2 separate regions of the Mus musculus genome follow, and region 2 is linked to region 1. The links are chromatin loops, found by intact Hi-C in ENCODE. Cell type or tissue: gastrocnemius. All regions are shown on one strand.

Region 1 (8,000 bases):
CTAAAGGAAATACAGGGACAATGAGTGGAGCAGAGACTGAAAGAAAGGCCATCCAAAGACTGCCCCAGCTGGGAATCCATCCCACATGCAGACACCAATTCCACACACTATTGCTGATGCTAAGAAGTGCTTGCTGACAGGAGTCTGATAAAGCTGTCTCCTGAGAGGCTCTGCCAGAGCCTGACCAATACAGATGCGGATGCTCGCAGACAACCATCGGACTGAGCACATGGACCCCAATGGAGGAGTTAAGGGAAGGACTGAAGGAGCTAAAGGGGCCTTATATGGCATCAATGGGAGGAGAGGCCCTTGGTCCTGTGAAGGCTTGATGCCCCAGTATAGAGGAATGCTAGGGTGGTGAGGCAGGAGTGGGTAAGTGGGAGAGCACCCTCATAGAAGCAGAGTAAGAGGGAATGGGATGGGGTGGGGGTGGGGAAGTTACAGAGGAGAAACTGAGAAAGGGGATAATATTTGAAATGTAAATAAATAAGATATCCAATTTAAAAAGAAGAGAGATGGAGGGGGAAATGACCTTTGGAGAGAATGGGATGAAAGGATTGGGCTTTTGCAGTGAGAAGACCGTGTGATCTTGGCCAAGATAGCTAACTTTACAGAGTCTCAATCCCTTCCTACACATGAGAACACAATTCTCAGAGACTCACGAGGCGTATGTAGAGTTCAGAGCACGCTCTCTAAAAGATTAGTTCATACTTCACTCTCTCCTCCAACTCCTGTTTAACTGGGAGTGACTGTGATGAACTCAATAACAACTCTCGACACCGAATCACCTTGTCAGTGTGCAATACATTAAACAACACAGCCGTGTACCAAATATTTCTGTTAGCAGCTCACAGTCTAGCCCTTCCTGGCCTCCACTGCTCCACATATACACAATTTGCACTGAGTGCCAAATGATCTTATTCAGAGAGTGATGGCAGCCCAGCATTTCTGCCCTAACTAGTCAAATCACTACTCAGTGTGTTTCAAAAGTTTCTTTTTGTTGTGGTTTATTTTTATCTATTTAGTTAAAATTTTTGTTTGTTATTTGTATGAGTGTCTGTCTGGATATATGTAAGTACATCAACTGTGTCTGGTGCTGGGAACCAGGTCCTCTGAAAGGGCAGCAAGGGTTCTTAACCACTTAGCCGTCTCTCTGGCCTCAAGATCCAGATTTATTTGTATTATTTTATTTACATGTATGAGTATGTATATAAATATGCCGTATATGTGTGAGTGTATATATAATGTATGAGTATGTATATAAATATGCCGTATATGTGTGAGTATATATATAATGTATGAGTATGTATATAAATATGCCGTATATGTGTGAGTATATATATAATGTATGAGTATGTATATAAATATGCCGTATATGTGTGAGTATATATGTATAATGTATGAGTATGTATATAAATATGCCGTATATGTGTGAGTATATATATAATGTATGAGTATGCATATAAATATGCCGTATATGTGTGAGTATATATATAATGTATGAGTATGTATATAAATATGCCGTATATGTGTGAGTATATATATAATGTATGAGTATGTATATAAATATGCCGTATATGTGTGAGTATATATATAATGTATGAGTATGTATATAAATATGCCGTATATGTGTGAGTATATGTATAATGTATGAGTATGTATATAAATATGCCGTATATGTGTGAGTATATATATAATGTATGAGTATGCATATAAATATGCCGTATATGTGTGAGTGTATATATAATGTATGAGTATGTATATAAATATGCCATATATGTGTGAGTGTATATATAATGTACGAGTATGTATATAAATATGCCGTATATGTGTGAGTATATGTATAATGTATGAGTATGTATATAAATATGCCGTATATGTGTGAGTGTATATATAATGTATGAGTATGTATATAAATATGCCGTATATGTGTGAGTATATATATATAATGTATGAGTATGTATATAAATATGCCGTATGTGTGAGTGAGTGAGTGTCCATGGAGACCAAAAGAATACATCAGATGCCCTGTGTTAGCTGCCCGGTGCAGGTGTGGAAATGGAGCAGGAACTACTCAATGTGGAGCTACCTGCCCAGCCCCTCTGAGAGCTTTCTTGTTTAGCCTATAAATGGCTTCACACACCAAGGCAGCAGAGTACCCAACATCACACAGAAATTTTCTACCTACAGACATAAGCATGACTCTAGATAGCGCCTTCTTTCTTATCTTTCAGCTAAGCTACCTTCTCACCTGTAATTTTCTCTAGCAGCGACACGTCTTGCACTTCCTGAGGCAGGGAAGCGATCTTCTGTCGGACAGTAGCATCCCCTGACGCAGCATTTTCCAGATCCTGCAAAGCTTTGATTAACTCCTCAGTCTACAAAAGGCAAAGGCAAATACTATTATCCACTAAGACATAAAGGGGTTAAAGAAAGACAGCTAGAGGCAAATGACAAAAATCACCATTCTGAGCATTAGAAACAAGCCAAAAGCTACATAAGCAACTGTGTTAGCTCCAGAACTTTGTGAATGGAAATGATATGGATTCTAAATGACATAAAATTATTTTAAGTCTACAAACACATAAATAAACCTCTACAGAATTCTGTTTAAAAAAAAAAATTAAAGAGCACATTTTTGGCAACTTAAGAATACAGATTCTAGTCCATACTGCTTAATTTCAAATGAAACACTATTTACAGTATAAAAGTCTATAATATAGAAAAAAAGGCACAAATGCCAGATGCTGAACAGCTGTGCTGGCTGATTAAATTCTTTCTAGAGTTTGTTTTACAAAATAAAAATCCCTGCCAATATTAAAATGTCAAATAAATTAACTCATTAAGAGTTAAAGACAAGAAAAGCATATCCTGTGTCTATCAAAAGGGTTTTACAAACCAGCACTTGGGAGGCAGAGGCAGGCGGATTTCTGAGTTTGAGGCCAGCCTGTTCTACAGAGTGAGTTCCAGGACAGCCAGGGCTACAAAGAGAAACCCTGTCTCAAAAAAAAAAAAAAACAAAAAACCAAAACAAACAAACAAAAAAAACCACGAGAAAGCATAGGGTGCTGACAGGTGGCAGAGCACAATGACCTAAGGACAGCTGGCTCTGTCGGCAATAGTCAGATTGCCCTGAAAGTTGATCGGCCACGGTCTTCCTCTTTAAAGGTTTTAGATGCAAAGATCTGACCTAACATTTCTATTACTTAATCCTGTCTCATCCATCGTTGAGTGTACAGTGCACACGCATATACTCATATGACCTATTTACCTATCCTATGTCCTGACCACAAATGACCACTCATATGACCACATATGACCACTCATATGACCTATTTACCTATCCTATGTCCTGACCACAAATGACCATGTAGAATACAGTTAAGATTAACACAAGGCAGTCTCAGACAGACAAGTGTGACGGCATACACCTGTCATCCCAGCTATGGGAAGCTGAGGCAGGAAGTCTCACTGTATAGCCAGGCTGATCTTAAACTCATAATCCTCCAGCCTCAGACTCCCCAGTACAAGTGTACAGCTGTAATCTGGCCACAGCAGGAAAATCTCAAGTTTAAAGTCAGCTGGCATTACACAGTGAGACTCTATCTCAAAACATTACAAATAAAACAAATAAAAAAAAGCACAATGACTCTGAATTATGACAGATCTTAATTCAAATTAAGATACTTGGCAAGTTACATAAATGCTACTTAATCTGTTTGTTTGTTTTGTGGCTCTTTTTTTTTTTTTTTTTACAATAAACAGATGAACCAAATCAAGCTTGTCTCATAAGGGACTATATGAGGCAACTGTATCCTTAAAGGCAAACTCCCTATTGCAATAAAGTAATAATAAAGAGAGTGCAGTAAATTTACTATCAGTGGCTACAAGACTGTCCTCAGATAATAGTAAGTTATCTGCTTATAAACAAGAATGCTATTAGTGGGCTGGAGAGATGGCTCAGCGGTTAACTGCATAGACTGCTCTTCCAGAGGTCCTGAGTTCAATTCCCAGCAACCACATGGTGGCTCATGGCCATCTGTAGTGGGAAATAATGCCCTCTTCTGGTGTGTCTAAAGAAAGCAATGGTATACTCATATACATAAAATAAGTAAATAAATCTTTAAAAAAAAGACTGTTCTTAGCAACATGCATAGCAAAATGCCTCAGAACATCTTTATTATATCCTTAAATCTACTTTTAGAGTATTTTTAACTTTTAAAAGACAAAGTCAAGTCCGAACATTTTATAAACATTAACCCATTGTAAAGTGGAGGTGTAAAAGGCAGGGTGAAGTCAGGTGTCTGGGAATCTCTGAGTGCGCTACTGCATCTGCTGCCCTTTGATAAGCCACACCACTGGTAACAGCACCACCTTGTGGTCATGATCTTCAGCTAAAGGCCACCTGGAGTCACTTTGTGCCTGGCATCACATACCAAGAGAGGGCCTGCAGAAGGGTCTTGGGGAGAGTAGCTTCCAGGGTAGTCATCATCTTCCTCCTCTTGTATCTGCTGAAAAGTTCGTTTTAGAGACTTCTTCTCTTCTGCTGCTAGGGAAAATAAAGAGACAAGTGTGAGCTGCATGTCCTACTTACATAAGCATCCAGTGCTCTGCACAATGACCACAGGCAAACACCGAGGGGAAAGGGAGTGTTCATTTTCAGAAATGGCTTCATGCTAACTGTCTTGCCAGTTATTTTAAATTGGTATAGCTCCTTATGTTACTGAAGAGACAAAAAGTTCCCAAACTTTGAGTCCAAGGAAATGCTACTGGAAGTGGTATGCCCCAATTATCATAATTAGAACCTTCTTCCCTTCAAAAGAAGTAAACATTAGGATGGTAAGACGCATGAGGCAATACAATGAAGTAAAGCAACATGTACGAGGCGACAGAGAATACACTGCACAGGAAACAGTTTTATGGTTTCCAAGGATCATTATAGAAAATAAATAGAAGGGAGAGATTCATCAACTATACTGTCAAAGACTTCAAGTACAAGTAACCTTTAAACTCTTTCTTTAAAACCAGAATAAACTAAATTTTACTATAAAATTTAAAACTATTACTGAGAAATGTGATTGTACCACTGGAAGAAATTATTTACAATTCCATTCTAGAATTAACTACTTTTGAGCCTGGCAAGTTGCATTCTTTATTATCTGTCCCCTGTGCTTTTATATGATTATGATAGATGTGTTAATTCTAAAATCATTTCTATTGCATCACATTGGGCAACACAAAACAAGAAAAACAATTGAGGGAAATAAATCTAAATGATAAATCTGCATTTAACAGAAATATTGGACACCAAGTATGTGCAGGGCATTGCAATGGTTTCTTTACCTTCATCTTTCCAACAATTTTGACAGAGCATTACATTACAAGAGGAAAAAGACCCAGGGAGGTTAAACAACTCTCTGGCATGACAGCCTCACCAGTACTTCTTCCACTGTATGCAAGTACAGTTATCTGTCAAAAAGGGGATACCAGGCACCTGCCTTGGAACTTGCTACACGTACAGAGTAACTCCCCAGGGAGGGTGTGCACATGTGCACTTAAGTCTCTTCTGGAACTAAGGATGCAGCTCCCACTTTCCATCTTACACATTAATTAGCTAAGTTGTGACAGGAAGGCCAGGCAATAGCATGAATTGCTTTTTTTTTCCTTATGGTTTTGCTTGTTGGAGAGAAGGAGAAAGTAGGCAGCCACATTTACAATGGAGGCTATCCTTGTTTCACACAATGCTAGTGCAGAGGACTCTCTCAGGTCAGTGAAGCCACAGTCCTCAGCAGCACACTGCAGCTCTCACCGCCTAGGCTATAACTCTGAGTCCTGGGATTACGTGAGTTTTCTAATATTTCAGTTCCCAAAACACAAATCAAGAACCAATCCCTACTTGTCTGCCATGTCTGTCAGTGACAGGCACATCAGTTCCTCAGCTGTGCCATCCCATTTCTCAGTGACAGAAACCATCTGACATTTCATAACAATAATAAGTAGAGAACTGGCCATAACGATAAAAGCACAACAAAGAAGCTGCGATGGAAGCCATGGAGGAACTGAATCTGAAGGTCACCACTGAGAGGAGCTGGGGAGCAAGTGCTTGAGAGGCAGAAGGAAGAGGGGCCTGGTGATGCCGACTCAGCAGCAAAAGGGAAGAGAGGATGATGGTGGAAGAAGTGACCCCACAAAAACACTTGACACCACAGCAACTTTCAGAGTATATCTAGTGACAAAAACTTGAAATCTTAGCTGGACAGAAGTTCGAGACAATTAAGTAAAAAGTAAATAGTCAAAAGGGGATGTTAGCTCACTGTGTTAGCTCACTGGCAGAACCCTTGGCTGACACATGTGGAGCCCTTTGTGAAAGCCCCAGCCTTCAAATTATTAAATATTAAAAATAAAAATTAACTCTTAGTATTTTAAAACACCGAAGGCAAGACAGTTCAAACTACTCTCCATATATTTTGTTACAGTGAAAGTTACTTTATTTCAATGTTTATTTTCGGTTTTTCTCTAGTGCTGACAATGGAATTTAGGGCCTTGCCCTTCCAGGCTGACCCTATTACTCAGCATCCTAGATACTGGTTTACTGAGAGAGAGCCTTTGCTCTGCAGCTCAAGCTGGCTCAGGCTGGTCTCAAACTAGCAATCCTCCTGCCTCTGTCTCCTGAGTCCTAGAACTTCAGGAATGTACCACTGTGCATAGCAAAGCAACTATTAGTTTTACTCTTTTTCTGTTCACTATACATTTGTAGGCAGCATCTTAGCTGACAAAACAAAAACGCACAGAAATGAAATTTTCTACTTGGATTAAGTTCTTTTTGCATAGTTTCCATTCACACAATAAATTTTTATAGTTTTGAAAAGCAAAGACTGGTATATAGTTAAGTGAAAAGCCCACTAGCATATGGCCTACATATGAACCTCACAGAACTGTGTGCGCAGTAGCTACTTAATGTGGCATGTGGTACAACCTGCACACACTTAGCCACGATAGCAGAGCAGTGCATGTGAAAGAGTTCACCAGAGTATGAACATAAGAGCAAAATAAAATTTTCAGTGTTGTGGAACTGAAGAGGGAGCTTAGTGGTTAAGAGAACTGGCTGTCCCACTGAGACCGGGAGGGCAGTGAGTGAGATGTCAAGTGGAAAAAGCACTGGCTGCCCTTGCAGAGGACCCAGACTCTGTTCCTATCAACTGAACTGCAGCTCACAACTGACTGTAACTCTAGTTCATGTATACATATCATTTATCAACATAAAAGAACGATTCAGATTTGAAAATGACTTCCTTTTGGAAAGTCATGGGTATTTGAAAGAATCGTATAAACGATCTTGATCACTCAGGTCCTGAGAAGACAAGAATGAGCTGCCAAGACCAGAATACCCAAGGAGTCTGTTGAGTATCTGACTTTAAAAGATGAAGGGAAAGAAAAACACTCTTTAGACAAATGACACCAGCACATGTCACCACTAGCCTGCAAACAAGATCCAAACCCCAAAGGAGCCACTTCCAACACTGCCATATCTGTGATGGCTCCCTGGGGAGCACAGGTGTTTTTTACTCCTCTGCGCTTTGCAAAGCAACTAGCACAGCACCACATATGTAGCAATGCCTGATCGGACATTCCAACATAAGTTTCAAGCTTCCTTTAAGGCAAGAGATTCCTTGCTTTCCCCAAGCACTACTGAATGCAGTATAGGGTATAGGCAAAAATGCTAGATATTTTTTCAAAACTGTAGAGTGAAATTCCCAAAGGCCACAATGCTGTCACTAGTAGAACCTAAAGCAGGAAAAAGCTTGCTTTTCAGGAGCATGTTTTAGCAGCTTTAGGTAAAACAACAGTGGCCAGAAGCCTCAAAAGCACTTTCTTAGAAAGCCTTCCAGTTTACTGTGAAGGATATGCAATTTTAGACCTGGGAAAGACTGTGAAGAGTACAAATAAAGGGTTGAGGCATAGGACTGCCACCTGTGCTAGTCCTGGGAGGTCGGACAGCA
Region 2 (8,000 bases), 160 kb before region 1:
TTCAAGGACAGATAGTCATTCAACAAACATTTACAATGAAGGTTCGGTGTAGCCCCAGTAAGGCATTAGGCTCTTGAGGCCAGCTTGCTAGGATCCAGTCCAGCTCTGCTCTGTGAGTTTCCCCACCTTCTCTGGGCCGTGCCTTCCTCGTTAGCAAAGTGAGGAATGGGGAGGGTAATGAGGTCGCCTTTCCATGGGATTTTTTTATGAGTGCTGAATTAATGTGAGTGACGAGCTTGGAAGGGTATCTGGCACACGTGGAAGGTTTCAGCTGTTGTCAGCTGAAAGCGGATTGATGAGCGCAGACGCTGTGGGTTAGTATGCACTGCCGCCTACAGGGCAGGGAAGGAAACTGCTCCTGGCTCCTTGCCCTGCACCCACAGGTTTGGTGCCCAGTTTAACTCCGGAGGCCACCAGAGCGAGGCAGCAGCCATGGAATACTCTATCTTGAAGGCCCACGCAGGGCCCCTCCACCCACTGGACCTCTCAGCCAGGGTCTGCGGTTCCCTTCTGCACTGTGGTATGGCCAACAGCCTCCTGCCTCTCCCAAGTTATAACTGCTTCCAGCCAGGGTTGGGGGCAAAGTCACCCGTCCTCGGAGAACCCCTGTCTCCTCAGGCAGTCTGACAGGTGGCTGATGATCTGTTCTTCTTGTAGGCGATCTTGTTTGAATTGTTTGGTTTGCTTTTTCTTGTCAGTGGCCCTGGGATGTGAACAAGAGGCCCCAAGTGAGCGGGGGGAGTGGTGTGCTCTGAGCTTCCAGGCCCAGCCCTGTTTGTCTGAGGCAGGGTCTAGATACATAACTCAGACCATGTGGCCATATATTCTTGACTTTGTGGTCCAATTTGCCTTAAACTCAAGAGCCTCCTCCCTCCTGAGTCCCAAGTATTGGGGTAACAGGCCTGTATCCTCATGTCCTGCTGAGTGCAGTGTAACTGTGGATAATCAGGATGAGAGTATTTAGCTGTCCATCCCTGCACCTGAGACAGAGTTTAATGTCATCCTTGGCTACATGAGACCCTGTTGCAAGAAACTAAACAAACTCAGAGAAAGCAACCAGTGAGCTGGCCCAGCGGGTAAAAGCCCTTGTCATGTAAGCCTGGTGACCCGAGTTCCATCCGTGGTACCCATGCAAAGGCGGAAGGAGAGAACCAGCTCCATGACACATCACCTGAATCACACACGCACACACACACACGCCCCACATACACCACATACACACACACCACATACACCACATACACACACACCACATACACACCACATACACCACATACACACACTACATACACCACATACACACACACCACAATCTCTCTCACACACACACACATACACACACATGCATGCACACACACACACACATATACCACACACACCATACTCTCTCTCACACACACACATACGCACACACATGCATGCACACACACACACACCACACTCTCTCTCACACACACACATACGCACACACATGCATGCAAACACACACACACCACACATACACACACACACACACACACACACGAGAGAGAGAGAGAAAGACAGAGACAGAGAGAGGAAGAATGGTGTGCATACCCCTCTCCCAATAAAAACTAAAGAAAGAAAGAAACAAAATATGGAGGTAGGGGAGGGAGGCATTGATGCCTGGGACCCTCTGCAGGCTTCTACTGGCATCAGGTACCTGAGTCATTGCCAGCCAATTTGTAGTCCCCAGGAAATGTGCAAGGTTCTACAGGACACTTAGCACAGGGTTTTGGGCATCCTGGCCTCGGTGTCCTGGAATCACCCGCCTGAACAGGGAGAGGGGAGCAGCGTCTACTCGTTTTTTCAGTGGCATGTCCTGCTCCCGGGCTCCAGGTTCCCTCTCCAGAGGCCTCCCATTAACCCCATGACCTTTGAACTTCAACTTTCAGGCTGTCCCTTTAAGGGGAATCTCACTGGGTGATCCAGAGTGTAAAACTGATGGTGATCATGATTCTGGCAAGCTCTGGGCTCTGTACTCAATTCTGTCACAAATTAGTCCATCAACCCTTCATCCTGCTGTAAAATATGTACTGTATTTCTCACCTCCCAGAAGTACAGGGAAGCCCAGAGAGGTTGCATGCGATCTCACAGCTAGCCAATGGCTCAACTGGGCCAAGGTGTTTCTCTAGCCCACCCTCACACCTCCATCCTACCCCTTCTGCAAGGACCCCCAGGGTCTGTGAACAGCTCAGGCCTTCCCTCTTTCTCCTCTGGCTCCTGTTCCCCCACTGCAGACCACAGTGACTTGCAGTAGTGGCACTGTGGCTTGGAGACTTGGTAGATGTTCTCAGACTGCCCCAGAGCATTGGCACATCTATGGGGCGAGGGGTAGGGTAGAGGTGAGAGGAAGACTGGGGCATGGTGGAGAGGCACTTTCACCAGCTCTCCTGATGGTTCTGATGTAGTGTAAGCCTGGTCCCTTCCGGAGTCCCCTAGGGAAAGGCCTCTCCTCTCGGTTCCCTCAGGCTGAGCTCCGCTCTGGTTCCTGTCCCTGCAGAAACTGGACCCATTCCTCACTGACCTTCGCCAGGCCTCCTCCCTGCTGCAGGCTTCCATCCAAGAGTTTGAGAAGGGTGAACCCCCTGGTGGGGTGCAGGTAAACCTGGAATGCAGGGTGAGGAAGCTACCAGCATACCTCAGGCTTTTAAGTACCAAGAGCGCATGAGGGGAAAGGGACACTTGGCGAGGGGCACTCTGCTTTTCACTCATTAGTTTTTAGCCAATAGTTCTTGGGCATCCACCATGCACCCTGCTCTGGGGACCCAGCCTGAGGAACTGGCTTGCCTGTCTGTGCCCTGGTGAGGGTCAGGGTGCAGTGGCAGAGTGGCCGTTTAAAACGTAGTTATGAGGGATTGGGGATATAGATCAGTGGTGAGAATAATTGCCTAGTATACATGAGACCCTATGCTGAAAAAGGAAAGAATGGGGTGGGGGAGGGAAGGAAGACAGTACCAGCTGTGCCAGATGCTGTAAACGTAAGATTGAGTGAGAAGAGCGAGGCGGGTGAGTGGCCTCCAGGCAGAGAGCAAGCATGTGCAACAACCCTGAGGCAGAGTAGCTGCATGTCTGTGGAGCAGAGTTAGGGGGAGGCTAAGAACCACATCTCTGAGAGATGGGCCCAGGAGCTGGGCTGCGGAGCCCAGGGGAGTTTGAAGAAGGGGATCATGGGGTATACCCTTTGTTTTTTTGTTTGTTTTGTTTGTTTGTTTGTTTGTTTGTTTAAAACAAACGTTTTGGCTACAGGGAAAACCAGAGAGCATCAGAGAGCTCAACCAAGAGTCTGGGATGGGTGTTCCAGAGAGAAGAGGGAGCTAGGACCAGTGAGGTTACCATGGTGATAGGAGGGCCGTAGCTTCAGATGTGTTAGAGATTGAAGGACAGATGGAGATGCTTGGACTCAGCTGGGAAAGTCAGGCTCTCTCCCTGTGGGGATCCCTGGAAGGTGGTGAGAGGAGATTGCGCCTCAGGACACCTCCCTCTGTTGGCAGGAGGCTACCAGGTGCCTGAGCAAGTCCAAGGAGCTGATGGAGACGGTGCTGAGGGACCCGGGCCTGCTGGCTCTCCAGAGGGAAGGTGGAACTACTCTGGCCAGCTTGCAGCAAGAGGCCAGCGGGCTAAATGCTAACCCCGATGTCAGGTATAGACACCCGGTCTCCCCTCCTTCATTCCCAGTTACAGTTCAGGAGTGGGGCCGCCCTGTGAAGAGAATGCGTAGGGTGAGGCTAGGGAAGCCACCTTCTTACCCTCTGAACCTTGGGGATAACCTCACCAGCCCCTCCTTCATCTTTAGCCAGAGACAGGCATTGAAGGACTTCCGCTCTTGTCTCCCCCCTCCACACACGGATCTCTCCCTTTTCCATCTCCTGCCCCTCACAATGCCTTGTTGTTATCCACCATGTCACTGCCTCACCTGCTTCACCCAGCCCATCTTGACTACCTGAGGTCCCTCCAGACCTTTGACCTGGAGTTCCACCAGGGGGCGCTGTGGGCCCATGCTCACCGCAGCACTTTGCTGTTCTGTGCTCATCCCTGCAGCCCTTGTGGCTCCCCATTCCTTCAGGAGTTTTGGACTTTTTTTCTGATGAATGTCGGATCCGTGACTGGGGTCCCTTGAAAAGGCACCTTTCCTTCCATCATCTTTGTTTGAAAACCGGCTCCCAGGAAGGGATGGGAGACTCCAGGTTTCTCCCTTCACCAAGCACCTCCATGGGAGAAGTCCCCTGGCTTTAGATCCTCTGGCTTTGGCCAATTTAAAAATGCCTAGCAGGGCAGGTGGACCCCAGGTTCAATGCCATTCTTGGCTACATAGGAATTTGAAACCAGCCTTTGACCCTGAGTCTCTATCCGAGACAAAAGACCATCACTGGTTACAGTTGCTACCCTCTCTGCACCTGTTCCCTGCAGAATGGAGGTCAGGAAGATAGCATGTTGCAAATGGGTGAATGCCACCCAGCCTCCTGGGCCTGACACTCCACTGAATGTTTCTCATGACATAGGGAAGGTCCAAGGTCCCCTGGCTGGCCAGAACCCCGGAAGCAGTACTAGAAAGTTTCACGGTCAGGGCCTGATGCCGGCCTGGAGTGGAATGTGAGCTCTGAGCTTCTGGAAGCCCCTGCTCAGATCACTCGCTGCTCACAGCCACTCCAGGAAGTGAGTTCTGTTACTATCCCCACTTTTTTTTGGGGGGGGGGTTCGAGACAGGGTTTCTCTGTATAGCTCTGACTGTCCTGGAACTCACTCTGTAGACCAGGCTGGCCTCGAACTCAGAAATCCACCTGTGGAGCCAGAGACCCCCGAAGTGGTGATGTTGCACAAGGACCCACGCTAGCAGTTAGCAGAGTTGGGGTTCAGACTCGGATCTACCCAGCTGGCTTAATACTCCACCAAAAAGGAGAAGAATCATTTCAGTTCCTGTGGCACCCTCAGGTTTGCCACTGAGGCCCAGAGAAGGCTAGGGACCTGCTCTAGGTCACACAGTAAGTCAGTGGCTGGCAGCCCAGCTGTGGCCACAGATTAGGAGGGCAGGCACTTGCCTGATGAGAGCACAGAGAAGAACATCTTTTTCACCCTCTTGCCCCGTCCCAGGAGCCATCTGACCGAGGCTGCTGCCCTGTACAACCTTGTGGATGGTCAGCTTCATGACTTGGTCACTGCGTCCAATCAACTCCTCCGAAGGCTGGAGCTCCGCGTCCGCCTGGGCCACCTGGAGACTGCCATCCACCAGGTGAAGGGGAGGCTACAGGGGACATGGCATTTTTACAGGGCTCACTATGTTCTGCAGTTAACATATCAAGCTGGCAGGCCTTGGTGTTTGGGGCAAGGCAGAAAACATGCATTCAAACAGTGATTAAGATACAGTCACAGGGGCTGCATTTATTGAGCACTGGCTGTGTGTGTGCCCCAGACTAGTGTACTTGTGAATATCCTTGTCTTCCAGCATGGTCTCTTATCAGTGACAAAGGAGCTTTGGGGATTCCCCACCACACATGGGGAATCCAGGGCTGGCATATGCTGCCCACTGTGGTTGCACATCTGAAGTCTGAGCCTGGAGCTGTTGGTAACCCTTCACTTGGGGGTTACCTAAAATCCACACAGCTCTCTCTGCCTTGGGCCAGGTCCTCCTGGCTGGGCAGCCCCAGGTCACCTGACTGCTCAAGCCTCTGCACTCTCATTTCTAGCCTTGAATTTTGTAAGTTTGTAGGAGCTTGTCAGTGCCCCCAGAGCAAGAATACCTCATTTTCTTTTCCTGTCACTATGAGGAAATACTCTGGCAAAAGCAACCAGGGGGAGTTTATTCTGGCTCACAGTTCAAGGGTGCTTCATGGTGGGGAAGACAAGGACCTTGAAACGGCTGGTCATATCACATCCATAATTGGGAATATACACCCAGGAGCCCAGCCAGGAATGGCGCCACCCACAGTGGGCGTGTCTCCCATTGCAATCACCAAAATCAAGATAAGCGCGAGGGGCTAGTCTCCTAGCTGATTCTATACTCTGTCATGTTCACACACACATCATAACCATCACAGGGTCAGAGGACCTTTTTATCATCTGTCCCTCAGTGACTGTTCATGCCTATCCATTACCACCCATAAACTGAAGCCAGGGGCGTCAGTGAGTTCTTGGGAGACTCTCTGCCACTGGCAGGGGTTTCTCCAGACCCAGTTACATACCCCTAAGACAGAGAACTCATCCCCAGAGACCAACCTTTTATGATCAGGTGACTGTAAGTGGTCAGACTGACTCAAGTTTTACCTTCTTATTGACCTCACACCATCTTGGCTTCCTTCCACAACCATACAGACAGAGGGTCTCCCAGGGACAGGGCACTCAGAACCATAGCCCCTCTGCGTTGAGCTGAGCCAGGTCATTACTGGGATTTCCATCCGGGCCCATGACTGGCTGAGGACAAGAAGACTATGGCCCCTCAAGAGGTCAAGGGTCAGGGAGAAGGCTCAGTCAGTGAAGTGCTTTACCACAGGTACATGGACCTGAGTTTGATCCACAGAAGCTACATAAAACACTGGGTGTACGGCTGTGTGTTCGTAACCTCAGTACCGAGGCAGCAGAGGCCGAGACCCTCGGGGTTCACCGGCCAGCCAGGCCTAGCCTAATTGGTGAACCCCAGAGCCCAGTGAGGGACCCTGTATCAGAAATAAATAAATGAATGCATGAATGAATGAATGAATGAATGAATGAATGAATAAATAAATAAATAAATAAATAAATGGTGGGCAGCTCCTAAGGGAGCAACCTAGGTTGACATCTAACCTCCATATACAAGTGTACCCACATATGCATACCCACACACGCACACATACACACATACACATCCACACACACATCCACACATATACACACATATGACACACACACATATACACATACATACACACATACATACACATACATATATATACACACACATACACATATACATATGCACACATACACACACATGCACACACATATACACACATACACACATACATAAACACACACACACATGCACACACATATACACACATACATAAACATACACACATATATACACACATATACACATACACATATACACATACACACACATACACACACACACACACATACATACACACACACACATACATGTATCTACACACAATAAAGTAAGCAGGTAGCCTGATGCAGCTCCTTACCCCACATCACACTTTAACCATTGTCTTCTGCCCAGGTCAGTGACTGGATGGCGGGAGAAGGCAGCCAGAGTCTGCAGGCTCTCGCTCCTGTGCATGTATGTGCAGAGACAGTAGAGAAAGTCCACGCAGAGTTTGAGGATTTCTTCCTGCAGGTTGCGGTATGTTCTAAGACCCAAGTTGCCGAGAGGGCATTGGGGTGGGGTCAGCTAGGTCCTGGATGCAGGGATGGGAAAATGCAAGGGAGCTTCCAGGCACAGCAGGAAGCAGCCTGGACCACAGAGCCATCATCTTAGGTTCTGCCTCCTCCAGGAAGTCCTCCAAGACCTAGTACCAAGAAGTCAGAATCCCTGGTGGTTTCTCAAAATGCAGGTTCCGAGGCCCAAACCTAAACCTGCTGGGTCAGCATAGAAAGACGGGATGTCACATTTGTGATGACATAGGAGGCCTTGGGCTGTCACAGCTCTCAGAGAACTCCGGACACTGGAGGATGGAGCTAGCCTGGACACAGCAGAGAGGGCTGTTGGGGATCGAAGCCTCTGACCCAGGCATGAACGTCACAGAAACTTCCCAAAGACTGTGAAATTCCAGGGCAAAGGCTGGGATGTGTGTGTTGGGTGTGTGACAACTCCTGTGTTAACCTTTGGCTGTGGGCTCAGCTTTGTAGATAGGGAAACTGAGGCTCGTGGTCCATGGAGACTCCTGACTGCTGGGTGGATCCTCAGGTAGGAGTTGAACGTTCTTTTCCTTCTCAGGCCCAGTACCGCCAGGGCCTTGACCTGTCCAAGCAGGCGGCCCAGC

Evidence for each region. Peaks named below come from ENCODE experiments on the same cell type or tissue, not always from the same donor. Only the 100,000 strongest peaks of a DNase experiment are listed, where the experiment ranks them.
Region 2: it touches region 1 in a loop (7-fold over the local background); 19 of 42 quality-filtered maps call a loop at or near these places.

Annotation. Positions count from the first base shown.
Region 1 is chr2:158,044,465-158,052,464 of GRCm38, reverse strand. It overlaps Rprd1b (regulation of nuclear pre-mRNA domain containing 1B), which reads right to left. Exons shown (of 7, transcript NM_001291134.1): 4 at 4,437-4,549; 5 at 2,252-2,378. Among named protein-coding and RNA genes, the nearest start is that of Rprd1b, 20 kb to the right of the region's middle. In gastrocnemius, a CTCF peak has its summit at 4,375 (motif pointing left); a DNase peak (open chromatin) is centred at 4,377; H3K27ac peaks cover 944 bases.
Region 2 is chr2:158,200,321-158,208,320 of GRCm38, reverse strand. D630003M21Rik (RIKEN cDNA D630003M21 gene) reads left to right here. Exons shown (of 14, transcript NM_177657.5): 9 at 2,522-2,620; 10 at 3,513-3,661; 11 at 5,110-5,248; 12 at 7,238-7,360; 13 at 7,955-8,000. Among named protein-coding and RNA genes, the nearest start is that of 1700060C20Rik, 12 kb to the right of the region's middle. In gastrocnemius, a CTCF peak has its summit at 330; DNase peaks (open chromatin) are centred at 349 and 4,005; H3K4me3 peaks cover 215 bases.